Linked DNA regions of Homo sapiens: region 1 is linked to region 2. Evidence: chromatin loops called from intact Hi-C (ENCODE). Cell type or tissue: HepG2. All regions are shown on one strand. Each heading gives the region's core, and the rest is flanking DNA. Links, peaks and the distances in the headings are about the cores only.

Region 1 (13,752 bases), core at 2,498-7,497, 310 kb before region 2:
TGAAACAGGTTCAGGGAATTTTCTCAAGATCATATAGTTCAGTAGTAACACACTGGGGCTAGCTAAGAACAGGAGGCCTGCTTATTCCGTGTTGGGGAAAGTGATTTGTTCAGGGCATAAAGCTAGTTAGTGGTGGAAGAACTGAGGTCAGTCTCCCACTTTGTAGCACAGAGCTAATTCGTAAGAGCCCTCTGAAAGTGAGCTGGGGTCATTAGGAAACCGGCTGCCCAGGAGAGCCATGATGGGAGAAGATACCAGCCTGAATTTAAAGCAATTCCATATTTGGTTATGATGTCATTTTCCCTGTCTCTGTCTCTCTCTTTTGACCTGGAGGCATGAAAGATTCAAGGCAGAAAGGGAAATTTAAACTGAGAAAGCCAAGAAAGGCAACATCTCACCTCCTTAATAAGTTATAAGTAGGTAGTGAGGCATGTGCTAGAGTAATGAATGGCCAAGCAGAATCTGCCAACAAGGGTTTTCAGTACAAAGCCACCCTGAAACCAGACTTTGCATTTGCCTGGAACTGGCAATTTTGATGCCTTGGGCAAGTAGCAGTACATGGGCCCTTGGTCAATTTTGTGCTCCGGATTTGGCCCACGGAGGGGTGTTATTAACAATGTACACCATCTGCTAGCTTCCCATTTTAACTAATTATTCTTGTTAACTAGGTGCTAACCTTCAACACAGTTGAAGAAATGCCTGGGCTGTCAACGTGTAAATCTAACAAAATTTAAAGTCAAGTACTCTTTTAAAACCAGTATGAATACTTTCTTGCACCCTTTAAATTTTGGTATCCTGGCACAAAGCCAAGTCACCTGCCTTGGCTCTGTGTAAGTCTCACCAATGTACTTGTTACTAGGGAGGTGCAGAATAAGTTAATAAGTGATGTGTGCTGTGCTCAGTGCACGTGTGTTTGGGCTGGGAGAAGACAGTGGATTGCTCCAGAATCACCTGGAGACATTTTCTACTCTGCTGCATACCCCATGCCCCTCTACTTCCAGGTCTGTCAGCACAGAGATGGGAGGAGGCTGGGTTTTGAATGAACAGAGACAGCAAACCATAAAAGATGAATGAGGCTGGGTGTGGTGGCTCACACCTATAATCCTAGCACTTTGGTACGGCCAGTAGGGAGGACCGCTTGAGGCCAGGAGTTCAAAACCAGCCTGGGCAATAAAGCCCCAACTCTACAACAAATTTAAAAGATGAACTGGCGTGGTGGTGCATGCCTATAATCTTAGCCACTTGGGAGGCTGACGGGGGAGGACTGCTTGAGCTCAAGAGTTGGAGGTTACAGTGAGCTATGATCATGCCACTGCACTCCAGCCTGGGCAACAGAGTGAGGCCCTGTCTCTGGGGGGAAAAGAAAAAGATGTCTTCTAAGTGTTCTAAATTGTGTGATCACTACACTAAAGTGGTTAGGAGCTGTTTGTTCTGTGTTCTGATAGTTATACATTTTTAAGAAAAAATATAATCAAGCAGATAGGCAGCTACTCTGGTTTCCACTTACAACACCAGTGAGAAGCTTCGTGGTGTGCAGATGAGGAGGCCACTGGGTAGTATCCATTCTCAGGGCAGTGGCTTTTCTCATTGCAGGGTAACATGTGACAACTGGCAGAAGACATTTCAAATTGCTGACAAGTATTCTATCATTCTCCTCTCTGACAATGGTCATACAAACTACCTGAGAGTCATTTTTGACTTCTCTATTTCCCACTTTTTGACATGGGGTTGGAAAATCTTGGTTCGTTTCCACTGAATGTCTCTTGGGCACATCTATTCCAGTCCCACCGCCACTGCTCTAAACCTGGACGACAGCAACAGCTTCCTCACTGATGCCCTGGATTTGGTGTCTCCTCTGTATATCCTTCCTACCAGAGCCAGATTAGCTTTCCTAATAACCATCTTTCTCTTGCTCAAAACCTCACATGGCTTCTTATTTGCTACAAGAGTGTGTAAACATATCCTTTTAAGAGGCTATATCCTTTTAAGGTCCTTAACGTATCCTTTTAAGAAGCTATGGCCGGGCGCAGTGGCTCACGCCTGTAATCCCAGCACTTTGGGAGGCTGAGTGGGTGGATCACCTGAGGTCAGGAGTTCAAGACCAGCCTGGCCAACATGGTGAAACCCCGTCTCTACTAAAAATACAAAAATTAGCTGGGCATGGTGGTGGGCACCTGTAATCCCAGCTACTCAGGAGGCTGAGGCAGGAGAATTGCTTGAACCTGGGAGGCAGAGGTTGCAGTAAGCCGAGATGGTGCCACTGTACTCCAGCCTAGGCGACAAGAGTGAAACTCCGTCACAAAAAAAAAAAAAAAAAAAAAAAAAAAAAAAAAAAAAAGATATGGAGGCCCATGGCCTCTATCTTTCCAATGCAGCCCCTTCCCCAGCAGTACTCCTGAGCCTGTGCTCTCCATTGTGGCCTGACAGTGCTCCTCTCTTTCCTTCAGTTCCTCCTTGGCTGTCTGCTCATTTTGCAGAGTTATCTGGAACCTCGTCACTATTCCATCTGTCCATTCCCATCCATTCCTTAAGGTTTAGCTCAAGTACCACCTCTGGGCCAGGCCTGTAGGCCATGTTAAGTGAACCTGGTGGGGGCCACAGGATGTTTTCCCAACAGGGTTTTCACATTACATTGCTACTTACATGTGATATGGTTAGTCACTAATTGACCCAGACTCCCAAACGGCTCCTTCCACCATCAGGATCAAGGCCCCAATCTTGGGCTCTGTCCACCAGCCTAGGCCAGGCAAGGTGACTTTCTAGGACTCACATTTGGCTCTTTCCAATGCACATTTGAGCATTTGCCAGACAGTTCCTTAAAAACGGAATTACCCTATACTGTCTACCATGCTACTGTCTACTATTGCTTAAGATCCTCCTCTTCTAAGATTATGCAAATTATTTCTGCCAACCTTCCAATCTGTTAGCACAACCCTGTACTTTCCATTTTTGGGTAGATTCTCCCTTCCACTCTGGAAAATAAAGTGTGTATCCTGAGCCTCAAGGGAAGAGGAGCTTGCTTTGCTGGATGGTTCATATTTCCTTCGGCAGCTGGAAGGCTGGTATCCACTACTAACTGTGACACTGACTTATATACTTTCTTTGAGACTAAAGTCCAGTACCTGGTAGTCCACAGGCAGCCAATAAAGGAAGGGAGCTTGGGAGGTCTGGGTCTTTCCTTACTGGCTGTGGGACCTTGGGAAGTTGCTCCAGCTATCTGAGCCAGCGTCTGCAGACCGAGAGAATAGTCCTTGCCTTGCTTGGGTTGTTGTCAGGTCTAGAGATAACCTGTGTAAGGCTCTGAACACAGGAAATGGCACATAGTAAGTGGTTGAAACATGGTGGGCTGCTTCCTGAAGTTCCCAGGGACTTGACTCTGTAAGCTGAAGAAGAGGGGAATGTTTATTAGCTCATGGGTGGGAACATCTATTTTGTGATTGTATTTACCCTTCTCATCTGTCCAGTTAGGTTGAAAATTACTGGAGAACCAGTACCAGCGGTTTCTTTGGGGTATGCAAGGGATGATGCAGGGTTGAAGCATTAGAATGTTTTAACATTCTCTGATTGGGATGGGATTATTCTCCAACTTTAATATATGGACATAATAGAAAGGCACACAATAAAAACGTGCTGGTGGGCTGGTTGGGTATGCAGAACACACTGTTATGTTTTAGTTAACATCACTGCGTTGGATCTCACCAATGCTGTCCAGGAAAGCAGGGAAGGAGGCTCAGGCTGGCTCCCTTTTCCACCTCCTGGCTCTGTGCCCATTTCCCTGCAGCTCACTGTGGCCACCAGCCGCTCCCAGTCCTTCATCTTCCCCACATGGCACACAGTGCCCGTCATGCTCAGCCCCTCCCCCTGCAGCGTGGCCACTGCCTGGTCCACATTCTGCTGCTTCCGGCGGCTGACTACCACGTGGGCCCCGTCTTGGGCCAGACGCTGGGCGACGGCGAAGCCGATCCTGTGAGCAGAGACAAAGACTGCTAAGGCTTGTGCAGGGGAAGAGATGGACAGCATGGGCTCTGAAGTTAGACTGCCCGGTTTTGAATTCTGGCTCTTTCTCTATATGACCTCCATGTGTCTCTACTACGTGTAAAACAGGCTTAATGGCACAGCCATTTTTGGCGTTCCTTTACTTATTTTTATTATCATCTTGGACTGCAGCCTCAGTTCCCAAGAACTGACATCACTTTCTACAGTTCCCACCATGGGTGACAGGCTTCATCCCCTCTTGGGACTGAGAGGTGAGAAATGAGCTGGGTTTGCAGCAGCAGCCACTTCCGTGATTTGAGGGTCTCACTCAGAACAGCCCTGCCTCCAGGTTTCTTTCTTACTAGTCTACATCATTCTGAAAATTCTATCCTTAATTATTTTTTGGGGTGCATGTGAAAAGATGGTCTCCGGTCAAAAATGTAAATATTGCCTTGGGAGGAAGAGTTACACATTTTGCACTTGTCAGCCATTAGCATTTTACCTACATTTGTATTTTAGTTTTGTGAAGAGTTGGCATCTAGCAAAGTCCTGTAGAAATGAGAACCAGGACTGAGAAGAGAGGTGGGTGAGAAACAGGCTGGCGAAGGTCGGCCCAGATGTACCGACCTAAACAAAAATCTCGACACTTGGCTCTGGTGTCCCATCTAGGTAAGGGGGAGGGGTTCCGGGAGACTTTCCGGTGCCCAAATAGAATGTCTGGTACATTTTCAAAGTGCTGGAGGCCTTGGGATATGATTTTGAAATCCAGATTCCCTTGGATTTCTAGTTTCTGGTCTTCCCGGACGCTAGGTGGTGCTGGTTGACGGGGGCAGCCCAGAACACTGGGGGGACTAGATCGATGGGACTTCACAGAGGAGGCACAGTTGTGCCAGAGGCAGCAGGGACACGAAGGCAGGCAAGGGAGGGTCCAGGGCCAGGGGATTCGGAGGGGCTTCGGGCGGACCACGTGGCTACTTCTTTTCCATGGCCAGACTTTGGCGGTATGTGAGGTCTGAGGACAGGGGCACTGGAGGCAAAGGACGAGACACCAGTGCCTGTTTCCAGGCAGCCAGGGCCTCAGAAACTCCGGCACCAACACTCACCAGTCGGTGGAGGCCGTTACCAGGGCCACCTTATTTGTGAGCGGGTCCCGGCGGGTCATCCCGGAGCTGGCCAACCGCACCGACTTCCCTGCCCGGGCACAGTGGCCTCGTAGCCGCGCCTTGTGCATGGATCAGACCAGCAAGTCTGGGTTCCACTCCTTCCAGCGAGGTGACAGAGTAGGGCGAAGGGGCAGGACGAAGGGCGGGCCGCTTCCCTGCCTGCTCCCTCCCCGCCCTCAGCCAGCTGGGAGTCGTCTGTGGCGGTTGGCGCCTCCCGCCGCCCGCCGCCCGCCAGTCGCCGCGCCCCGCAGCCAGCTACCTTCCGCCTGACTGGGGCTTGCCTTCCCGGGCTGGCGGGTGATCAAAGCGCTCTCCGTTCAAGTTGCCTGTAGGGCTCGCCCCTCCCCTGGCCCCCGCAGGAACCCGCAGCCTTTGGCTGCTGCCTTTCTGCATCTGCTTGCCCACCTTTTCTTCTTGGGGAAGTGGGGGTTTTGAGTTGGTTGCTTTTGCTTCTTCAGAATTCCTTCTCCAAGAAAGTCTGGGTCTATGTATGTGACAGCCCACAGGAGGGCAAATGTTTTGAGACTGCCCATGGAGGTGAGGCCTGTGGTCCCCATGGAGTCCACCAGGTGAGGCTGGAGCAGCCTGGGAGAGAGACGTGATAGGGAGTAGCTGCACCAGGCCTGGCACTGCCCTTCCCTCTGCCCAAGGTCTCCATGTTGCAGACAATGATCATTGGCCAAACAGGATCTCATATCCCTCGCCAAAGGGACTTCCTCCTTTACAGGGGCTAAGTGGTAGCGAGGAGGCTGGACAGTCCCTCAAGCAGTGGTGGAAATGCAAAGAACTCGGGGCACTCAAGTTCTCCCTAACCACTCTGTCCCCAGGTCTTAGCCTCCATCCTAGTTCAATAAATATTTGTTGAATGCAAAATCTCTTTATGAACTGTAAGCTACTAAGCACATAGTAGTTACTGCCACCATGTAGTGATTATTATTGGTGCCCTGGGCCAGACTCTTCATCTGTAAATTACTGAGGGTATGGAGTAGATGATGAATAAAGTCCTTGCCAGCTATAAATTCTGTGTCCAAGACTTCAGTCTCCACTTCTGCCAAGTGGGCTGAAATGATCTCCCTCCTGGGTTTCCGGGAGAATGAATAAATATGGATGGCTTATGGTACACTGTAGAAAGGCCCCAACAGACCCAAATGTAAGCATCTGAATTAGTTTAACCCACTGGCCTCCTAAGCCAGACTGAGAAGCAGTGCTGGTTCATGGCAGCGTTTTCATTAGTTCAAAGCAAAATGAGAAAAGGAAACAATTACAGTGAGTTTCATAAAGCTAAGCTTATTTAACAGTCCTTTATTGTGGAGTATACGTTTGCTTCTTTTTTTGTGTGTTAGTGTTTTCTTTTAGAAAAGATGATGAAAGCAGATGGGTAGGTTTGGAGATGTGTTGTTGGTGAAATCACCAGTTTTGCAGCCTTATGCCAGTCCCTACAATTAGAGGGGAAAGAATCCTGGTTTGTAAAATCCAGTTCTAGGCATGACTTTTGAATAGAATTCATGTTTGCTCAAGATTCATTTAGTGTATGTGCAGGTCAGCTGAGCAGCTGAAAAAGGATTTCAACATTCAGCAGGGCGTGGTGGCTCACCCTGTAATCCCAGCACTTTGGGAGGCCGAGGCAGGTGGATCACAAGGTCAGGAGATCAAGTCCATCCTGGCTAACACGATGAAACCGGTCTCTACTAAAAATACAAAAAATTATCCGGGCGTGGTGGCATGTGCATGTAGTCGCAGCTACTCGGGAGGCTGAGGCAGGAGAATGGCATGAACCCGGGATGCGGAGCTTGCAGTGAGCCGAGATCATGCCACTGCACTCCAGCCTGACCGACAGATGGAGACTCTGTCTCAAAAAAAAAAAAAAAAAAGGGTTTCGACATTCAAACGGTGGCGTATAGTGAGCAAGTAATAGGACGGCCTGCACTGTATTGATAGTGTTTTCCTCAGCCAAGAAGTTACAGCTGCAGTACTCTGCTTTGCTACTCAGCACATCCCGATGAGACAGGAGAGCTTAAGTATCATTTTCCCCATGTCCAGGGAAAACTGACTCTGACTGGTGCTCCTTAGTTTGAGCCTCATGAACTATTGACAGAGGCTGGAAGCACCACACTCCTTGTCCTCTTGCACTGTTTGGAGCTAATGCACTGTGGGAACCTTTACCAGGGCTCTCCATCTGTGTGTGGCGCTGGGGTGGGGGTACACAGGAGGACGGCTGTGGGGGTTCTCAAGGCTTGGTTCAAACGGACAGGCCTGCAGGGGGCGTTTGATCTCTCTTCCCCTTCTCTTCAGAGGTAGACACGGCCACTGAGGGGCTGAGGGTTGCAGGAAGGTGAGCAAGACTATACTTCAAAGAGCAAAGGATTCTGGGAAAAGAGAATTGTGGCTTGGGAGCTTGGTGAACATCACATGGCCCTCCCTTGTGTGGGCAGGGTTGCTATTGGGCCTCCAGCCTATTTCTTTTGCGGAGAGCACAGGGGACATTAGGGAGGGGGCCTGTGAGCAGAAAAGGATAGAAGGAAGTCAAGAAGTGTGGGAATCTCTAGCACTACTCCTCATCAAGCTGGCTTATTGGAGATAAGAGCAGGAAATCTTGGTCCGGGCATGGTGGCTCATGCCTGTAATCCCAGCACTTTAGGAGGCTGAGGTGGGCAGATCACTTGAGGTCAGGAGTTTGAGACCAGCTGGCCAATATGCTGAAACCTAGTCTCTACTGAAAATACAAAAATTAGCCGGGTGTGGTCAGGAGCTCAAGACCAGCCTGGCCAACATGGTGAAAACCTGTCTTTACTAACAATACAAAAATTAGCTGGGCATGGTCAGGAGTTCGAGACTAGGCTGACCAACATGGTGAAACTCCATCTCTACTAAAAGTACAATAACTAGCCAGGCCTGGTGGCACGTGCCTGTAATCCCAGCTACTCAGAAGGCTGAGGCAGGAGTATTGCTTGAACCTGGGAGGCAGAGGTTGCAGTGAGCCTAGATCACACCACTGCACTCCAGCCTGGGCAATAGAATGAGAGACTCCATCTCAAAAAAAAAAAAAAAAAAAAAAAGAACAAGATATCCTTCAGGGAAATACATGCATATGTGGGAGTATCTCTTTGAAATGGGAACTGTAATAGGCAATGGGATTGTTCTTGTATGGAGGTGGTAACATCTGCCTATCTTGAGGGACAAATGCCTCCATGATTGAGGGCTCTACTCCCATCCTTTTCAAGGCCTGCCTGTGGTCCAGAAGAGAATTCACCTGGGGTGGAATTTAAGTCTTGCATTTTGCAATAGCTGTCCCAGATTCACTGCTGAGTCATGCATCACTGACACAAGTCAGGATTAGGCAATGTGGGAGGTCTGGTGTGGGGTTAGGACAACTGCCAGGCAGAGAAATAATAGTAACAGTGTTAACAGTATTTATTGAGCACTTCCTTACTAAGTGCTGGCAAGTGTTAAGTCCTTTTCAGAAATTTTACTGAATATTTTCAATCTGGTGAAATGGGTGTTTTAATGTAGGGAGCCAAAGGCCTGAGGGTTGTGACCAACTCAGCATTCCACTGAAGGCTGCATGATCAAACAGCAAACTGTTTATCATGAATGCAGAACGTGTACAAACTCACTTCTGCACCTGCTGCCAGAAGGTTTGCTGAGGGCAATCACTCCCTGGTGCTGTGCTCCTTGAGGTTATCTGCTGGAACATCTGGAGACTACTGTTCAAAGAATGCAGTCATGCAAGCCTGCACTAAGCCAAGCAGCTGACTGACAACCACCACCTTCTCCCTATCTCCTTTACTCAATAAATACGAAGGGCTGTAGAAGCTCAGCACCCTTGTTCACTAGAAGCAAGGAGCCTCCTGATCCTTTCTTCCAAATATACTCTTTTGCCTTTGTCTTTATTCCCACATTCATCTTGTTTTGTTCAGTCCATGAAGGACTGCGGCATTTTAAATTTTTTTTTTTTGAGACGGCATCTTGCTCTGTCACCAGGCTGGAGTGCAGTGGCACAATCTTGGCTCACTGCAACCTCTGCCTCCCAGGTTCAAGCAATTCTCCTGACTCAGCCTCCTGAGTAGCTAGGACTACAGTACCTGGTGAGCTAGCACAACACCTCACCCAACTAATTTTTGTATTTTTAGTAGAGACGAGGTTTCACCATTTTGGCCAGGATGGTCTCCATCTCGACCTAGTGATCTTCCTGCCTTGGCCTCCCAACGTGCTGGGATTACAGGTGTGAGCCACTGTGCCCAGTCGGGTGTTTTAAATTCTATATGTGAAATCAGAGTGAATGATGACAACCTCAATTACTGTTTGTGTTGTATAGTTACACTTCATTTTTCTCGCATTGTTGGGGAATTGATACTTTTCATAGAAATCAATTTTCTCTGAATTGGAATTTTAACTTTCAGGATCAGTGTGTTTTTCAAATCAACACATCTACTCATTAAATTATAACATGCTTATTATTTTAAAAAGGGATAGAAAGTTATGTGAAAACTGAAAGGTAACTCTTCCTTATGGTTCCTTTACCTTCTTCATATAGCTCTTGGCTTTGTGTATCCTTCCAGCAGTTTCTTATACATTTACATGCATTTTTCTTTTAAAAATTGTTTCACAAATGAGATGACACTATACATACTGTCCTTCAAATTGCTTTTCTTTTCTTTCTCCCATGCTCCAACCCCTCCTTTTTTATTTCTTTTAAATTTTTTTCTTTTTTTTAAATTATTATACTTTAAGTTCTGAGATACATGTGCAGAACTTGCAGGTTTGTTATATAGGTATAAATGAGCCATGGTGGTTTGCCACACCCATCAACCCATCCTCTACATTAAGTATTTTTTCTCATGCTATCTCTCCCCTAGCCCTCCACGCTCCAGACAGGCCCTGGTGTGTGATGTTCCCCTCCCTGTGTCCATGTGTTCTCATTGTTCTACTCCTACTTATTAGTGAAAACATGCAGTGTTTGGTTTTCTGTTTTTGTGTTAGTTTGTTGAGAATGATGGTTTCCAGTTTCATCCATGTCCATGCAAAGGACATGAACGCATCCTTTTTTATGGCTGCATAGTATTCCATGGTATGTATGTGCCACATTTTCTTTATCCAGTCTATCATTGATGGGCATTTGGGTTGGTTCCAAGTCTGTGTATTGTGAACAGTGCTGCAATAAACATATGTGTGCATGTATCTTTATGGTAGAATGATTTATAATCCTTTGGGTATATACCCAGTAATGGGATTGCTGGGTCAAATGGTATTTCTGGTTCTAGATCCTTGAGGAATGGCCACACTGTCTTCCACAGTGGTTGAACTAATTTACACTCTCACCAACAGTCTAAAAGCCTTCCTACTTCTCCACATCCTCTCCAGCATCTGTTGTTTCCTAACATTTTAATGATTGCCATTCTAACTGGTGTGAGATGGTATCTCACTGTGGTTTTGATTTGCATTTCTCTAATGAGCAGTGAGGGTGAGCTTTTTTCATTTTTGTTGGCTGCAGAAATGTTTTCTTTTCAGAAGGGTCTGTTGACATCCTTAGCTCACTTTTTGATGGGGTTGTTTGTTTTTTTCTTGTAAATTTGTTTAAGTATTTTTAGTCTGGATATTAGCCCATTGTCAGATGGATAGATTGCAAAAATTTTCTCCCATCTGTAGATGGCCTGTTCACTCTGATGAGATTCTTTTGCTGCACCGAAGCTCTTTAATTAGGTCCCATTTATCTATTTTGGCTTTTGTTGCCATTGCTTTTGGTGTTTTTGTCATGAAATCTTTGCCCATATTTATGTCCTGAATGGTATGGCCTCAGTTTTCTTTTAGGGTTTTTATGGTTTTAGGTCTTACGTTTAAGTCTTTTTTTTTTAATTATACTTTAAGTTTTAGGGTACATGTGCACAACGTGCACGTTAGTTACATAGGTATACATATGCCATGTTGGTGTGCTGCACCCATCAACTCGTCATTTAACATTAGGTGTATCTCCTAATGCTATCCTTCCCCCCTCCCCCCACCCCACAAGAGGCCCGGGTGTGTGATGTTCCTATTCCTGTGTCCTTGTGTTCTCATTGTTCAATTCCCACCCATGAGTGAGAACATGTGGTGTTTGGTTTTTTGTCCTTGTGACAGTTTGCTGAGAATGATGGTTTCTGGCTTCATCCATGTCCCTACAAAGGACATGAACTCATCATTTTTTATGGCTGCATAGTATTCCATGGTGTATATGTGCCACATTTTCTTAATCCAGTCTATCATTGTTGGACATTTGGCTTGGTTCCAAGTCTTTGCTATTGTGAATGGTGCCACAATAAACATACATGTGCATGTGTCTTTATAGCAGCATGATTTATAATCCCTTGGGTATATACCCAGTAATGGGATGGCTGGGTCAAATGGTATTTCTAGTTCTAGATCCCTGAGGAATCGCCACACTGACTTCCACAATGGTTGAACTAGTTTACAGTCCCACCAACAGTGTAAAAGTGTTCCTATTTCTCCACATCCTCTCCAGCACCTGTTGTTTCCTGACTTTTTAATGATCGCCATTCTAACTGGTGTGAGATGGTATCTCATTGTGGTTTTGATTTGCATTTCTCTGATGGCCAGTGATGATGAGCATTTTTTCATGTGTTTTTTGGGTGCATAAATGTCTTCTTTTGAGAAGTGTCTATTCATATCATTTGCCCACTTGTTGATGGTGTTGTTTGTTTTTTTCTTGTAAATTTGTTTGAGTTCATTGTAGATTCTGGATATTAGCCCTTTTGTCAGATGAGTAGATTGCAAAAATTTTCTCCCATTCTGTAGGTTGCCTGTTCACTCTGATGGTAGTTTCCCTTGCTGTGCGGAAGCTCTTTAGTTTAATTAGATCCCATTTGTCAATTTCGGCTTTTGTTGCCATTGCTTTCGGTGTTTTAGACATGAAGTCCTTGCCCATGCCTATGTCCTGAATGGTATTTCCTAGGTTTTCTTCTAGGGTTTTTATGGTTTTAGGTCTAACATTTAAGTCTCGAATCCATCTTGAATTAATTTTTGTATAAGGTGTAAGGAAGGGATCCACTTTCAGCTTTCTACGTATGGCTAGCCAGTTTTCCCAGCACCATTTATTAAATAGGGAATCCTTTCCCCATTTCTTGTTTTTGTCAGGTTTGTCAAAGATCAGATGGTTGTAGATATGCAGCATTATTTCTGAGGGCTCTGTTCTGTTCCATTGGTCTATATTTCTGTTTTGGTACCAGTACCATGCTGTTTTTGTTACTGTAGCCTTGTAGTATAGTTTGAAGTCAGGTAGTGTGATGCCTCCAGCTTTGTTCTTTTGGCTTAGGGTTGACTTGGCAATGTGGGCTCTTTTTTGGTTCCATATGAACTTTAAAGTAGTTTTTTCCAATTCTGCGAAGAAAGTCATTGGTAGCTTGATGGGGATGGCATTGAATCTATAAATTACCTTGGGCAGTATGGCCATTTTCAAGATATTGATTCTTCCTACCCATGAGCATGGAGTGTTCTTCCATTTGTTTGTATCCTCTTTTATTTCATTGAGCAGTGGTCTGTAGTTCTCCTTGAAGAGGTCCTTCACGTCCCTTGTAAGTTGGATTCCCAGGTATTTTATTCTCTTTGAAGCAATTGTGAATTGGAGTTCACTCATGATTTGGCTGTCTGTCTGTTATTTGTGTGTAAGAATGCTTGTGATTTTTGCACATTGATTTGGTATCCTGAGACTTTGCTGAAGTTGCTTATCAGCTTGAGGAGATTTTGGGCTGAGACGATGGGGTTTTCTAGATATACAACCATGTCATCTGCAAACAGGGACAATTTGAATTCCTCTTTTCCTAATTGAATACCCTTTATTTCCTTCTCCTGCCTGATTGCCCTGGCCAGAACTTCCAACACTATGTTGAATAGGAGTGGTGAGAGAGGGCATCCCTGTCTTGTGCCAGTTTTCAAAGGGAATGCTTCCAGTTTTTGCACATTCAGTATGATATTGGCTGTGGGTTTGTCATAGATAGCTCTTATTATTTTGAGATACATCCCATCAATACCTAATTTATGGAGAGTTTTTAGCATGAAGGGCTGTTGAATTTTGTCAAAGGCCTTTTCTGCATCTATTGAGATAATCACATGGTTTTTGTTGTTGGTTCTGTTTATATGCTGGATTATGTTTATTGATTTGCGTATGTTGAACCAGCGTTGCATCCCAGGAATGAAGCCCACTTGATCATGGTGGATAAGCTTTTTGATGTGCTGCTGGATTCGGTTTGCCAGTATTTTATTGAGGATTTTTGCATCGATGTTCATCAGGGATATTGGTCTAAAATTCTCTTTTTCTGTTGTTTCTCTGCCAGGCTTTGGTATCAGGATGATGCTGGCTTCATAAAATGAGTTGGGGAGGATTCCCTCTTTTTTATTGATTGGAATAGTTTCGGAAGGAATGGTGCCAGTTCCTCCTTGTACCTCTGGTAGAATTCGGTTGTGAATCCATCTGGTCCTGGCCTTTTTTTGGTTGGTAAGTTATTAACTATTGCCTCAATTTCAGAGCCTGTTATTGGTCTATTCAGAGAATCAACTTCTTCCTGGTTTAGTTTTGGGAGGGTGTATGTGTCGAGGAATGTATCCATTTCTTCTAGATTTTCTA
Region 2 (16,035 bases), core at 4,501-9,500:
GCCCCCCTTTTAATGGTTTTTTTTTTTTGCTTATTGATTTAAGTTCTTTATAGATTCTAGATATTAGCCCTTTGTCAGCCCATAGTTTGCAAATATTTTCTCCCATTCTATAGGTTGTCTGTTTATTCCCTTGATAGTTTCTGTTGCTGTGCAGAAGCTCTTTAGTTTAATTAGGTCCCACTTGGCAATTTTTGTTTTTGTTGCAATTGCTTGTAAGGACTTAGCCATAAATTATTTGCCAAAGCAGATATTGAGAAGAGTATTTGCTGGGTTTTCTTTGAGGATTTTTATAGCTTGAAGTTTTATATATTTAAGCCTTTAATCTGTCTTAATTTTTGTATATGGTGATAGGTAGGGGTCCAGTTAGATTGTGAAGTAGAACACACCTACAATGGAGTTTGCAAAACAAAAATGTTCCACAAGCACAATAATTATCTCAAGGTAAATATCCATATAACCACCCAGGCCAATAAACAGACATTGCCAGCACCCCAAAGACCCTTTCATCCTCCCCTGTGAGCACCCTCTCTCTACTACCCCTCCATCAGTGTTCTGACTGTCACGGCCAACCACCACCTTGCTTCTCTTTAGATCCCTACTGCCAAAGCACTAAGTGTACTCCTGTGCACTATAGTTTAGTTTTGTGGGTTTGTTTCTTTTAACACCACATAAATAAAATTATACAACATATTCTCTATTATGACTGATTCACTTAACTCCATATTACATTTGAGTATATATACATATATACAGTCTTTGATATTATATACATTTTCAGTTTATTAATTTTCATAACTGTATAGTATGCCATTCTATGACTAGACCGCAATTTATTTGTATATTCTCCTATTGATGAATATTGGATTATTTCAGTTTAGGTTTATTACAAATAAAGCTACACGGTGCACATGTTGCTGTTGTTTATGTACCTAGAAGTGGAGTTGCTGTCCCTTAAGGTATGTTCAACTTCAGTAAAAAATGCTGTACTGTTTTCCACAGTGGAAGTCGGTATCCATTTAAACTTCCAATAGTAGTATATTTGTGCTCCCTATTGCTCCATATCTTCACTAACACTTGGTATTGTCAGGCTTTCATAACTTTCTGGTGCATCTTACATTTTTTAATTTGAATTTCCCTGATTACTAATGTGGCTGAGCACCTTTTCGTATGTTCATGGGTCATTTAGAAATCCCGTTTTGTAAAGCGTCTGCTTGAGTCTCTTGCCCTTTGCTTTTGGGTTGTTTGTTGCTTGTGTTTTCTCCCACTCTGTGGCTTACCTTCTAATACTGTGAATAGCATCTATCGAGAAAAAGAAGTTCTTGCCAAGCATGGTGGTGCACACCTGTGGTCCCAGCTACTCATGAGGCTGAGGCGGGAAGATCCCTTGAGCCCAGGAGTTAGAAGCTGCAGTGAGCTATGATTGCACCACTGCACTCCAGCCGGGGTGACAGAGTGAGATTCCATCTTTAAAAGGAAAGTTCTTAATTTTAATGTTATCATATATATTAATCTGTTCTGTATGGTTGGCATTCTTGCATCTTGTTAAAGAAATATTTCCCTACCAGGAGATCATGAACATATTCTGCTATATTATATGCTAGAAGCTTTATTGGCCCTTGGTCAAGTTGCCACAGGTAATCCTGATTTTAAATCCATTGAAAGAGGATGTGGATGCATTGCTGTCTTCCCAGAATGTTCCTGGGCTTCTTATGCAAATTTGCTCATTCTCTAGGACCCAGCAACCTTCAAGTTCCACATATCAGTACTTTCTCACATACACACAACCTATGGGACCTCTTTCTCTATCTCTCTCTCATCTTCCTTTTACCCTTGCAAACTTTTTCCACCAGATATTTTCCCAGATATTTTATTTGCTTTCTCCAGTGGCTCCCTGCCCTTCCTCATGTGGAGCAGTCCATTTCCTTCTCTTGCTTCATCACTTCCGCCTCCGTTCTTTACCTTCATGGTACAGCTGTGGCCCCAGCCAAGCATAAAGATCCTTCCTTATTGAAGGAGGGCAGCAAGGAGTTATAAGCTCAGTGGTTCCACCATGCAGGGCTTGTCTTGGCTATGACATCCAGTCCCAGGACCCAGGGTTTGTTCCATTGCTCCATTGCTCTAGCTTGTGTATCCAAGGCTCCACTCTTATTTCATTTATTTATTTACTTATTCCTTTCTATTCTCAACCTTCACTCCCATTGCCCTCCCCTCAAACTCAAAGGCATCCACTCTAATACACTTGATTTGTATCTTTTTATTTGTATACATTCTTATTAAAATATATGTTGGCATTTTGTATGCATACTTTTAAACTTATGTTGCAATGTAAATTTCATTCTGTTTCTTACTTTATTCAGCATCGTGTGCGGGGCTGGGGTAGGAAGGCTGAGTGTAGATCTGGCTCATTGAGTTTCACTGTACCTTGGCACAGCAACCAGAGGTTCTCTAAGTGCTGCCTTATACGGCACAAAAGATCAAGATGGAACTGGGCCATCTTGTTAAAGCAATGATACATTCAGAAATTGTTGTATAATGTTGGAAATGCAAGGATGCTAGCTTGACGGAGCGGATTCACCCATCATTGTCTGAAAAGCAATGAGTATGCCCAACTGAACAAGTATTCTTGGAAGAATCTTAACTTCCCAGTGATTCTGCTTGACATTGTTGTTAGCTTTCCTGAAGTCCAATTCCAGTACTTAAGACAAGATTTTAAAAATGAAATTGTAAAAAATTTTAAGTAAGTGTGATTAAAAAGAAGCATTTCATCTTTGAGAACACAAGCCCTCCTGAGAACTGGTAACTGTTGTTCCCACAGCAGTCAAGGCCTTTGACTTTAGCAGAAACAAGAGATGACATGAATGGCTTTGGCAGTAAATGAAATGTAGCACACTTAGCACTGGCATGCAGGACCCACATCTGAACCAACATTCATGGCCACAGGCAGTGGTGTCCTAGCAGGAGTTTCATCCTTAGAACAGCCTGAGTAAGCCAAGAGTTCTTAGCAGGCCCAACTGGAGCAGAGAGGAAGGAAATGTATTCTATCAATTTCCTGACTGGGATAGTCACTGGAAGGAGCTAATCACACTTGCTTCCCTAGTGGGTTCTAGGAAGTTGAGAATTATATGGAAGAAGACAGATGGGAATCAAAGTCAGGGTAACCTTCGTACTGTTAATGCTGAATTGGAGAACAAGGCTTTCCTCTCCCTGCTCTCCAAATTGAAGGTAACTGGCAGAGTAGGACTGACCTGATGTACTCAGCAAGGTCAGGTAAAACATCCTTAACCCACAGCAGAAATCCAACTAGTTCTAGCAGAAATAAGTCCTGCTTGCCTAAGTCCAGGTGGTCCAAGAAGAATAGAGCCGGAGAAGACTGCCTTGCTTCCGTAAGACACCATCAGTAATGTGACCTTTCAGTTTAGCTCCTCCTCAGACTACAGGAGGAAGTAACAAAGTGAAGGGAAGGGTAGACATTTCCTCACCAGCACTTTTGAAAGGGCTCAGCTACTGTATGATGTACTTTCCTTTATGAGCAGAAGAAAGAAGGTGGAGAGAGGATGAGAAAGATCCCCCACTTGCAAAAGTCTATGAAGCCCATGTGCAAATGTAGCTGGTGCCTTAAAACTGGAGTGGGAGGAAACCACACTCCCTCATGCTCCTTAGGAGCAAATGGGCTGGAGCCAAAGAAATAATGGTTTGTGACTTATATAGTTTTACCTTTTTTCTACACATAGACATATGGATAGCTTGGGAATCTTAATACATACTTTGGAAGCCCTAATGAAGGGATTCCCACATGGTAAATCTCCATGCTTCCGTGGGGGCGAGGAAATTTTCCACTTCTCACATCCAGTATGACTCCTTCTATGGTGTCCAAATGCTTCATGGCTGTGGCCATGGAAAACAGAGTGCCCCTTTGTGAGCCTGGAGATACCAACTGGGGGAGAGTGGGGACACGTCTTTGCTGGGTTGGAGCTCCAGCATGGACCACAGGGGCCCCCTATGTCCAGCAGAAAGAGGCCAGCCCAGTTCTGTTATGAGCTGTCCAGGGGGTTACACACTGTAAACTCCCTTGGGAAGGGTCAGGAATGTGTCCTGGAAGTTCGTCTGAAAATCAATGACTTTCATTTATGGCCAGGAACTTGTTTCCAGAACTGGGAAGAAAATCTATGGCAGATAGCTGCTCCCCTCTCCCCAGAGACTTAGGAGAATTTTTCCCTGGAGCAGGACTGAAGTGAAAGAAGAGGTGATTGCCCAGGCAGCCAAGCCCCCTTGTAGAAATACTCCAGAAATGGCAAATTTCTGAGAAGACAGAAAATAAAATAAAACCGTAGATAATAACAGGCTTACAGGCTTTCCTGGGAGGCTGGGAAATAATCCTTGAAGACCCTACTGAGTATTTGAGTGTGTGGAGAGTAACAGGGTTCTAAACTCTAAATACCCAAAAATGTAGGAAAATAAAACTTGCAATTAGCCAGGCATGGTGGGGCATGCCTGTAATCCCAGCTACTCAGGAGGCTGAGGCAGGAGAATTGCTTATACTGGGAGGTGGAGGTTGCAGTGAGCCGAGATTGCACCACTGCACTCCAGCCTGGGTGAAAGAGTGAGATTCCATCTCAAAACAAAACAAACAAACAAAAACAACAACAACAAAACTTTCAGATGGCATGAGAGAGGGGGACTACAATGGGGAAGAGTGAAGGAATATGATGGCTAGAGGATGACTAGATATTGGAGAGTCTGAGTTTTATTGGTTGGTTGGTTTTGTTCTGCTTTTAGATTAAAGTGCTCCAAGAGGTTGAAGCTGCAGATAAGAGAGAAGATGGCTCATGGAACGAGGTGCCCAGAGGGGTGGGAGAAAATGAGATTCTGAGTGAACGTGAATATGGAAAGATTCCCTTGGAGAGGGAAGATGCACCTCTTCCACCGATATGTGAACTTTCTGGTAAGAACAGAAGCAGATGTAAGTTTGGATCAGAGTAGGGGAGATTAAAGGAGTGCCGTCTCATCGCCATTGCTTTCTCTGGGGAGTACACAGGCAGGCCACTGCTTAGAGTGGACAGAAGTGGAACTGCAGGGGTAGATGGAAGTGACAGTTTAATAGCCATTGGGGTAGACAGGTGAGGGTCCAGGGAGGCTGGGCCAGGCAGGGGACAGGGGACATGGCACAGCATAGACAAGAAGACAGCAGAGCTAATGGTGTGAGCTTGGAGAAGGTGGAGACAAGGACTGGAGTGTCACAGCACACTTTGTGTGGGGTGAAGCTTGAGGTCTGAGCAATGCCCCTTGAAGGCCCCAGATTTCTTCAGCTTCTTTGCTCCCTGATAGGTTAAGTTTGCTACCACATGAGAGGGGACATCACCTTGCAATGGTGACAGCATTCAGAGTGGCACATGCCACTGCGGAGAGCCGGAACCACGGAGACCATTGTGACCTGGAGGCCAGAGTGTTGGGAAACACTGAGTGGCATCTCACAGAAAGCCAGAGGGGAGGACGTGGGGCTATCAGTCCAACTCCTCAGTTAATAGCCAGGGAAACAGAAGCCCAGGGAGATAAAGACGGTGGCAGAGGAGGAATTCTTTCTTAGCAGATCTTCCATTCCTAATCCAGGATCATTTCCAGGGCTCCCAGGTGAGAAAATGGGGAGGGAGAAAACTGAGTGAATCTCCTCTTAGAGTCATTGGCCTCCTAGGGGTGGGCTGTTGGCTGCACTCCTGGGCATTTTGGCACCACTTTTAATGATCCACATCCTTAACTCCTCAGGCAAAGGCTTCTCTTTTCTAGGTTCTCAAGATGCTTGAATCCTGGGACAAACACAGAGGAAGGAGCTCCTAAGGATGGGGGCAGTGGTGAGGAAACAGGCCACTGAGACAGTGATGGTGTTTGTAGGCAAAGAAGCTACTTGTATTTGCCAACCACACCAGGAGGCCAGGTTAGGAGTTTCAAAACAAGTTTGCTGCCAAGAAAAACACACAAAAACCCATAGATTCATGCTCTGTAAATCTCAAGAAGCAACTCTGTCCCATCCCCAGTCATGCCCTACACTGGGTCTGTCTTAGAATTCTATGTGCAAACTGGCCCCTGCTACTTATGACACCCCCGAGGGCCTGGCTTTCATTCATCCTCCTATCCAATCACTATCTGGTCCCCAGGGTAAAGTGCAGTATCTATACCCAGAGTCACAGCCTGCAGAGCCTCTGGGAGAAGCCGGCCACCAGGATGCTCTTCCCAGTGACGTAGCTGGCATCTGTAGAGTGCAGGAAGGACATGGTTCCTGCACAGTCCTCTTAACCCCTGCATGGAAAGAGAACAGAACTGAGGCCTCAGCCTATGCTCTAATGAACTCTGATCGCTGGTCCTGCTGCTCTGAACATAGGGCCCAGCACCACCTCCAGCCCTGAATCCCACCTCCCTGGCCCATCAGAGGCCTGGGCTCCATAGAGAGATATGGTGGGGCCCCTCATGCCCTCCAGATCCCACCTCATGGGCTGTGCATCCCCAGACTCTGTGAGAGGACGGGCTGATAGGTGAGGATACAGTCCGAGAGCCCTGTCTCCCCTGGAGAAGACTACCTGTCTCTGCTATCCACAGGGGTTTTTAAAGGAGTTTTGCAGAGCCAGATTATCTTCAACCTGAAAAAATTCAGAGGCTCAGTGCTAAATAGAACTGTGAAGGGCCAGAGAGGCTGCCATGGCAGACTCATGCCCTTGTGGGCAGATGGCCCTGCTCAGTGCTGGGTCTGCAGTCCCTCGACTGCTCCCAGAGAGGACAGCCCTGGTGCAGATACAGGAAGTGAGAGGCTGCTGGTCTCACAAAGCCATGGCCAGACTGGGGAAACCAACAAAGTGGTTGGTGGGGGCAACTGGGAGCTGCTGAACCCTCATCATGTGGTTAAAGTCAGTTCTTGATGATTCCTGGCAACAGGCGGGGCACCTGGATACCCTTTGGTGCCAGCTCTATAGCCAAGGGCTTGGTGAGTCCCAGCAGTGCAGTTTTGCTGGTGGTATAGGCCTCCAGCATCTAAGAAGGAAATGAAATGGATAAGGTGCACTGCGCTGGAGGAGAGGGGCTCTTGCTAGACCCCCAAGGCTATGGAGGATGACTATGCCTGCACTTACACCTGCACTCACACCAGCACTCACACCTGCACTCACATGTTTCTCCCACTCCACTCCAGGAAATTACCAGTGAACAAAATCTGAGCAGGAGCGGAATGAAGCCTGGGCTTAAAGAAAAGTCAGGAAGGCAGAGGCTGTGTTCACCCATGCTTAGCCCAGAGAGAATTGCTTAGGGTGCAGAGCCAGGGAAATGCACTAAAGAGACCCATGACCAGATTCCTGCTCTACCATGACTGGTCGCCCTTGGGCAAGTCACTTATCATCTCCATGTCTCAATCTCCTCCTCTGCCACAGGGAGTTTATCAGGCCTGCTCTGTGACAGTCATAGGAATGTCATGCAGGGACACTGATAGCCTATAGTGCCCCCTGGTGTAAATTTTTTAAAAAAACTTTCTTCTGAGCTTATGCAGCCCCACTAGTGCCTGACTTTGTGAGAGCAAATAGTAAAGCCACCCTGTTCTTCGGGTGAATGTAGCCCCAAGCCAGGGTACATGTCTTGTCAAGCAGAGCATGGACTGGATTTCAGCTCCTACTTGTTTCTAGACTAGGCGACCTTGTGCAGTGAACAACCTATACAACCACACATGGCAGCCCTGGGGCTTTAGGAACTAAATGAGATAATGGCAATAAGTGCAGTTTTAAATGTGGGCAGGACAGGCATCCAGTGTTGTGCACTTGGATTTTACTATCATGCGGGATCAATATTTACCTCCCTCATCCTGGCAACCACTCCACTGCCCTATCCCCAAACTCCCCACTAACTGTTTGAGGTGCACAGACAGCAGCAGAGGCAATCAGCACCACAGGCCTTCCCCTGTTAGAAGCGGACAGGCATGACAAGTGGAAGATGTACCTAATTAAGAAGCTATTTGCTTCCAGAAAATGAGCTTCCAAGTGACGAGGAGGCAGAACTGAGGAAGAGGAAAGAAGGGAAAGTAGGGACAGTGCCAGGGTCTCTGGGAAGAAGTGACTTCTTTGGGGAAGTTAGAGCTGAGAAGGTCCGACACAAGCTCCCCTGCTCAGATGCCCCAGGACTCCTAGGAACTAGCACCCAGGCAGGGCCAATCAGCATCTGGAATTCTGGAGAACAGGACCTGGGAACATGGAGCCATCAGTGTGAGGCTGCCACCTGGGGACGGCCACTCCCACAGGAGGAAAATGCACTGAGAGTGGCCTGGGTTGCAAATCTCACTTCGGAGCAGGAGCAGTAACTAGTTGCTGACTTGGACTCAAACAAGCCCAGACGAATGGCAAAAGGTGGAGAGTAGCTCCGCCATGAGAGACCCCAGCAGGGGAGGGACTGAAGGAGCTTCTTTTGGCCTCTCTGGAAAGGTTAAGGTCTCATGGCTATACCACATGGCCTTGTCCCATCCTTGCAGCTACCACTGGCCTGCGTTTCTCAGACGACAGAGCACGTCAGAGGTGATTGGGGCTCCCCTCTGGGTGTGGAGTCCGCCCGCCACATTCTTTCCAAATGTTCCCCTTCACTGTGTTGGTCACATCCTGTGGGGCCCAAGAAGCCTGGAGACGTGGTTTAGGAAGTGACATGAGAGCCTGGCATCCAGGGCACACTCCACCCTGCTCTCCTTGGGATATTCCACTTCCTGGGCCCCATCCCCCAGTGTTGCCTCGGGGTAGCAGAGAGCAAGGCAAAGTCTCCCCAGCTCCCATGGAGCCCTCACCCCATCTTCTCCATATGGGGCAAAGGTTGGCTCAGCAGCAGGGCCAGGGCCTTTGCGTTCCTGCTTGGGATTTGAAGTCAGAAAGAGGAGGGGAAGGGGGCCTGTCCGTTCAGCCGGCACCTCTGCTCACCTGGAGTCCCACGGACCAGACTGAGGGGAGGCACTGAGGGTCTGCGCTGCTGCTCTCTATGTGACCGCTGAGTCATGGAGGAAAAAGGGACCTGAGGCATGTGCCCTGCCCCCCGGGAACACTTGGCTAAAAACCACCTCACTGTGATTTGCTGCACAGACTCGCCGCAGGGCACAGCACCCTCCAGAAAAACAGGTCACTGAAAATAATATCAGGGGAGGAAGTCAAGAAGGCTGCTGTATTCATTCTGCTTTAATGAGTAGAGGTAAGAATTCTCAAGGCATAAACACCAGCCCTGTGTGGGGCCCTGTTTGGGGCAGGTGCTGAAATTTCAGTTTTTTATAAAAGCAAGAGGCTGGCCTGGGCAGAGATGGGCCAGGAAGGTCATGGACTGTGAGAACCACAGAGACAAAGTGGGGCAGGTGGAGAGAGGAGAGGCCTGGTCAGCGGGACAAAGCCTCCCTGAGGACAGGATGGCTCATCCAGATCACAGCACCCAGTCTCTGCCAACAGGGTCAGGTTGGGGGAGATGAGGACTGAGCCCTCGCAGGGGAGCACGTCAGGCATGGGGTCTACAGGGGCAGTGGGAGCCCCTGGAATACTCCTGGATTCTGGCTGGGAAGGGGCCTGGGCAGAGGTGTCTTCTCTCAGCTGTGGCTGTGGGCAGGTGAGGTGTCCCTGTGACAGCCCAGAGGGGGCCCATGGGACAGGTGCCAGTGAGTCTAAACTCACTGAGACAGCCTCAGAAACCTGAGCCAGGAGAGAATCGGGAGCAGAACTGGTGGCAGCTCCTCAGATCTGGGGCTTGGTATGGGACTGAATTGGAGTGACTCCCTCCTAATGAATAGAAAAAGGTGAAAATGACAGCATGCGATTTTGGGGACCAGGTCAGAAAAAGCACTGAGGCTTCCATCTTGGTTGCTCTCTCTTAAGCTCTCCTCTCTCTTTCTCTCGGCTCCCTTGCTTTGGAGGGAGCCAGCTACACAGAAATTCAGGCAGTCTATGAAGAGGCTCACCTTGTGCCAGTGACCACTTGAGTGAGCCATCTTAGAAGTGGCTCTTCCAGCCCCAGACAAACTTTCAGAAACTAAAGCCCTGCTTCACATCCTGACTAGAACCTTATGAGAAACTCTGAGCCCAACCCACCCAGTTAAACCACTCCTGAATCCCTGCCCCACAAAAACTGTGAGATAATAAATGGTCATTGTCTTAAGCTACTAGATTTTGGGATGTTTTGTTATAGAGCAATAGATAATATAATTACGCAAATGTAACTCCCCATATTTCTCCCAAACCTGCTCCATCTGCCGCCTTCCCCTCCTCTGTTGATGGCAGGCAACTCCATCTTTCCAATAGCCCTGGCTCAAGACTTGGAGTCATCCTTGATTCCTATCTTTGTCTCATACCTCACATCCAACCTGTCAGAACATCCTGTTGATTCCATCTTCACTATACATCAAAATGTAACATTGTCACCATTTCCACTGCTACCACCTAGTGGGGCCACCATGACCTCTCTCCTTGCCTACCTGAAGTCTAACCTCAACATGAGGTCTGAGTGATCCTTTAAACATGTAGGCCAGAGCAGGTGACTCCTTTCCTTAAAGCCCACAGTGGCTCCCGTTGCCCTCAAAGTAAAAGCCCAAGTCTTACAATGGCCTGTAAGGCTCTCAGTGATCTGTGAAGCCCCCTTACCTCTGACATCACTACTGCTCTCCTCCTGGCCACCCCTGCTTCCTTAATGTTTTTCAAACATGTTGAGCACACTCCAGCCTGAAGCCTTGTGCACAGCTGTTGCCTCTACCTGAAATGTTTTTCTTCCAAATGTCTACACACCTATCATCCTTCCCTCCTTCAAGTCTTTGCTAAAATGTCTCTTCTCAGTGAAGCCCGCTCTGATCACTCTGTTTACAGTTGCAGTCTATCCCCACTACTTCCAGCACTCTGAATCCCTCTTATTGTTTTTCTTTTCTACCCTACTTATCACCTTCCAACATCCTATGTAGTTGACTTATTTAAATGTTTATTGTTTACCGTTCATACCCCCTGCTAGAATGTGAGCTCCAAGATGGCACTGATCTCTGTCTTTGGTCTCTGGCGTATCTCAAGTGTCTACATCAGTGACTAGCACATAGAAGCATTCAGTAAATAAGTGTTGAATGAATAAACTGGCAAATCTACATGTTCCTACATGTAGGAACTACTTTATGCAATAGTGCACTTTTAATCTAAAGCTTCCTGTTTCGAAGTTATTCCAAGTGCTCTTGAGCACCTAACATAGTCCCTGAGAACCTCCACTGACCTTCAGGAAGCAGGAGTGCTAGAAAGTACAGAGCAGAAAGGAAACCATGAACCTTAGATTCACATGCTCAGATTCAAGGACGGCAACGGAGCTGCTGCTGATGCAGATGAAATAGATTGTCCCTCTGCAGTGTTAATTAAGTGTATCAGAAAATTACTTATAAGGTATTACAGAAGAGGAGGTAAGAAACATGGCTTCATACATCCCTGATCTTCTAATGAATGAACTATAACAGTGCCGGCCAAAATAAATATAATATGAGCCATATATTTCAACATGAAATCAATATAAAGACATTAATGATATATTTAACTTTTTTTTGAGACAGGATCTCACTCTGTTGCCCAGGCTGAAGTGCAGTTGTGCAATCAGTGTTCACTGCATCCTCGACCTCTGGGCTCAAGAGATCCTCCTGCCTCTGTATCCAGAGTATCTGGGACTACGGGTGCACACCACCACACCTGACAAATTTTTAAATGTTTTGTAGAGACAGTATCTCCCTATGTTGCCTGGGCTGTTCTAAACTCCTGGGCTCATGCGATCCTCCTGCCTCAGCCTCCCAAAGTGCTGAGAGTACAGGCATGAACCACCATGCCTGGCCAAACATTTCTTATACTGAAAAATTATATGTGCATTGTATACTTACAGCAGGCTTCAGTTCAGACTAGCCACATTTCACACGCTATAGTCACATGTTGCTAATGATTATCATATTGAACAGTTGCCCAGGCTGGTCTCGAACTCCTGGGCTCAAGTGATCCTCCTGCTTTGGCCTCCCAAAGTGCTGGGAGTACAGGTATGAACCACTGTGCCTGGCCAAATATTTTTTATACTGAAAAATTATATGTGCATTGTATACTTACAGCAGGCTTCAGTTCAGACTAGCCACATTTCACATGCTATAGTCACATGTTGCTAATGACTATCATATTGAATAGTACAGATAAAGAAGCACATATGAGATGTGTTCCCATCTTAGTCCAGAAAATGTGGTCGATTTTGCCATAACTCACCCTCCTGAGAGTGATGTCAGCCAAGAACATTCTACAGTATCCACAGGCATCCAAACAGTTATAATACTATATCCTAAATCTAGGCCTAATCCTAGTTGAAGATTTGTCCTAGCCTCCTGGTTTTCAGTGACACATGATACACAAGAACCTCAATAGCACAAAGAAGCTTTGTGCTCTGAGCACATACACTGTCTTACTAAAATTAGAGCAAATCTGAATGACTTATACTCTTTGCTAGGAATCTATAAGAAGCTCAACACTCCACCTAGGACTACAATTCAAAATAAAACATAGCTATATGCGCAAGTAACTTTATCATCTTTTTATAATAGCAGAAAAGTGAAAATAACCTAAATTCACAATAATAAGGAATTTTGGACATTTTTCCTTGATGGGACTATGCAGATAGTAAAATGAAAGTTTTTAAATGGTTCATAATAGTATGGGGGAAATGCTTATGTTAAAATGCTAAGTGGAAAATCAGGACACAACATTGTGTATGCAAATATTGAATAATCAAAATTACATCAAAATAAAATAATACATACAGAAAAAAGCAGAAATACACCATAATGAGATAAAGATTATAAATTAAGCCACACTCCTGCCTGTCCCTGCACAATATATCATTAGAAAAAGAAAAAAAAGAAAGTTAAAAGAAAAAGAAAAAAATCAATAGCAGCGCATGAAAACATGAACTGGTGTTCTCAATTAACCAAAATTTTTGAGGAATGGAGTCACACTGAAAGATAAACCATCGCCCAAAGTCATGGAAGAGCAGACTGTGTCCAAAGGTAAGAACAGTTATGGCGCCCTGAGTTGGATGGCAGCAGACACAGGAAGGTAGGAGGTGGTCGGGGTGACAGTTTGAGAGGTGCTGTGCTGAGAGGAGCTGGCCAAGATGGTCCCTTCCCCAGTACCTACCCTCTGCCAGGCAGCCATTGGCAAAGGTGTTACCCCCATTGTGAATAATGATGATAAGAATGGAAGGCCACTAACCCAATATACCAGAAGTCAGAAAAGAGATAGCCTTGTAATTAGAAACACAAAAGAACTTTGCAGGAACCAATTGTAACATATTAACAATCCCAATAAATGTGAACAAATTGCATTAATATATTAAAAAGAAGAATCTTTCAAACTTTATTTTGAAAAACAGTTATATACGATTTACAAAAGATTCACCTAAAATAAAAACAAGCAAGACATTTGTAAATAAAGGAGTCGAGAAAGATACATCAAGTAAAATGCTCATGAAAAGAAAGCAAGCATAGAAATATGAAAATCAGAAAAAGGTAGAATTCAAGGCAAAAGACATTAAAAAGGACAAAGAAGGATACAGTTTTTTATGTTGATAAAAGATACACTCCCTCACAATCCGTTATGAATCTGAGTAGATGGATTTAACACATCTCTCTCTGGAATCAACAGTTCAAGAATAAAACTATGGCTTAATGCAATCAAATAGAAATATAATGTGAACCACAAATGCAAGCCACATTAGTCACTTAAACTTTTCTAGTAGCCACATTTTTAAAAAAGTAAAAAAGAAACAGGTGAAATTACTTTTAATAATTTATTTTATTCAACTTAACACATCCAAAATACAATCATTTAATATATAATCAATATAAAAAGTAATTAATTTTTCATGCTAAGTCTTCGAAACTGGTGTGTGTTTTACACTCAAAGCCTATGTCAATTTGGACTACCCACACTTCAAGTGCTCATTACCACATGTGGTGATACGGTTTGGATGTGTGTCCCCACCCAAATCTCATGTTGAACCGTAATCCCCAATGTTGGAGGTGGGGCCTGGTGGGAGATGACTGGATCATGGGTGAAGTTCTAATGGTTTATTGTCATGCCCCCTTGGTACTGTATAGTGAGTGAGTTATCAGGAGATCTGGTGGTTTAAAAGTGTGTAGCACCTCGCCCGTCTGTCTCTCTTCCACCTGCTCTGGCCATGTAAGATGTGCCTGCTTCCCCTTCATCTTCCACTATAATTGTAAGTTTCCTGAGGCCTCCCCAGAAGGAAGCCAGCATCATGCTTCCTGTACAGCCTTGAAACCATGAGCCAATTAAATCTCTTTTCTTTGTCAATTACCTAGTCTCAGGTACTTCTTTATAGCAATGTGAGAACAGAACAGACTAATACATGTGGCTACCACACTGGACAGCAAAACTATAGATAACTATAGATAACACAACTGTATCAAGTGGCCTTATTAAAAATTCTTCAGTTAAAGAATAAATTAAAACATAAATTATAAATACTTAGAAATGAACAATAAGAACAGGCCACACTTTTAAAGTGTATTTAATATAGCCAAAGCAATACTCGGAAAAAATAGATAGATATTTAGTTTTAGATATATTCATTGGAAATCACTTTAAAAAGATGGAAAATTGTAAAAGCATTATTTTAAACCACGCAGCTTCCGAAAGAATAGCAGATAAACTCAAAATAGAAAGGTCATAAAAAAGATAAAGGCAGAAATTATTAAAATGGAAATGAAATTTACCAAAACTTCAAAAGCAATTTTCTTTGGGTGATAGGGCTTCAAGCGTTTGCTTTCCTTTGACTCTCTATTTTTCTTCTCTTACCAACTTTTCTAAGTCTGGCTTTTATATTATAAAGATCCTATCTTTAAAAATATGCTGTAACACCACAGAGGATTTTGAAAGTTTATCTTCAAATGTCAATACTTATTAAAGTTCCAATAGTGAAATCTGTTTTTAAGATTTGAACAAGTTGCACACAAGCAATTGGGCAAATTGTATAAAAACTGTAGTGTTCTTAGATTTGCTGAAAGATTACCATGGTCCAAATCTGCTGTTTCAACCCCACATTTCCTAGACATGGAAATCAGTGGGAGACGTCTGGAAGGAGTTGCCTAGGGCAGCGGTCCCCAACCTCTTTGGCACCGTGGACTGGTTTTGTGGAAGACAATTTTTCCACAGATGGAGCAGGGCAGGGGAAGAGAGGGTGATGGTTTCAGGATGAAACTGTTGCACCTCAGATCATCAGGCCTTAGATTCTTATAAGGAGTGCACAGCCTAGACCCCTAATATGTACCGTTCACAATATGGTTCATGCTCCTACGTGAATCTATTGCTGCAGATGATCTGACAGGAGGCAGAGCTCTGGCAGTAATACTTGCTCATCCGCGGCTCACGTCCTGCTGTGTGGCCCAGTTCCTAACAGGCCATGAACCGGTTACTGGTACCGGTCTGAGGAGAGGAAAGCCTCCAGGCCCCTAAGAGTGAAGCCAGCTCAGTAGTGCCTCAGGCAGTGGCTGTTGGCTTCTGCAGCCCAATAGAGATTTGGTTTTTTATCCTCAGGGAAAAAAAGTTTGTTTTAAAAGAAAGTATTTCTTCTAATAAGAACCTCATAGCCAAAGGGTAACAAGGCAGGGTCAGAACTTGGAGAAGCATGTGTACTTCACACACAGAGGCGTACAACTACTGCAGACTAGTCCATGAGCCCTTTCCTGGCCACAATCTGGTCACTCCTGGTGGTGAGCAGGGCAAGCGCTCGCCCAGCTCCATTCTGGCATCCTGTAGTGCAGGGAGTAAACTCAACAAAGGAAGCAGCCTGTCTTCATAGTCCCAGCCCTGAGGGGACATTTCCACCCAGTATTCCTAGGAGACAAGATGCCTCTCTGGAGAGGACAGAACCTTACCTTACCTGAGGACAGAACCCAATTGCCTTTGCCTCTGATTTATGGAAGTGTTGCTTTGTAATGGTGTCAGCTCCATCCATGGATTCCCAGGTGCTGTCTCCCTTGTG

Evidence for each region. A loop is a pair of places that touch in the nucleus more often than their neighbours do. Peaks named below come from ENCODE experiments on the same cell type or tissue, not always from the same donor. Only the 100,000 strongest peaks of a DNase experiment are listed, where the experiment ranks them.
Region 1: a loop joins it to region 2, with 3 times the contacts of the local background. A loop is called at or near these places in 1 of 110 quality-filtered maps.

Annotation. Positions count from the first base shown.
Region 1 is chr14:24,027,955-24,041,706 of GRCh38, reverse strand. It overlaps the pseudogene DHRS4L1. Among named protein-coding and RNA genes, the nearest start is that of CARMIL3, 17 kb to the left of the region's middle. RefSeq lists an enhancer at 4,777-4,866 and a silencer at 5,317-5,456. In HepG2, for the core only: CTCF peaks have their summits at 4,793 (motif pointing right), 6,996 and 7,389 (motif pointing right); DNase peaks (open chromatin) are centred at 4,816, 5,296, 7,006 and 7,406; H3K4me3 peaks cover 1,281 bases; H3K27me3 peaks cover 374 bases.
Region 2 is chr14:23,719,171-23,735,205 of GRCh38, reverse strand. It overlaps LOC105370409 (a long non-coding RNA gene), which reads left to right and starts at 5,464. Exons shown (of 6, transcript XR_007064083.1): 1 at 5,464-5,628. In HepG2, for the core only: CTCF peaks have their summits at 5,045, 7,462 (motif pointing left) and 8,246; DNase peaks (open chromatin) are centred at 5,055 and 7,445.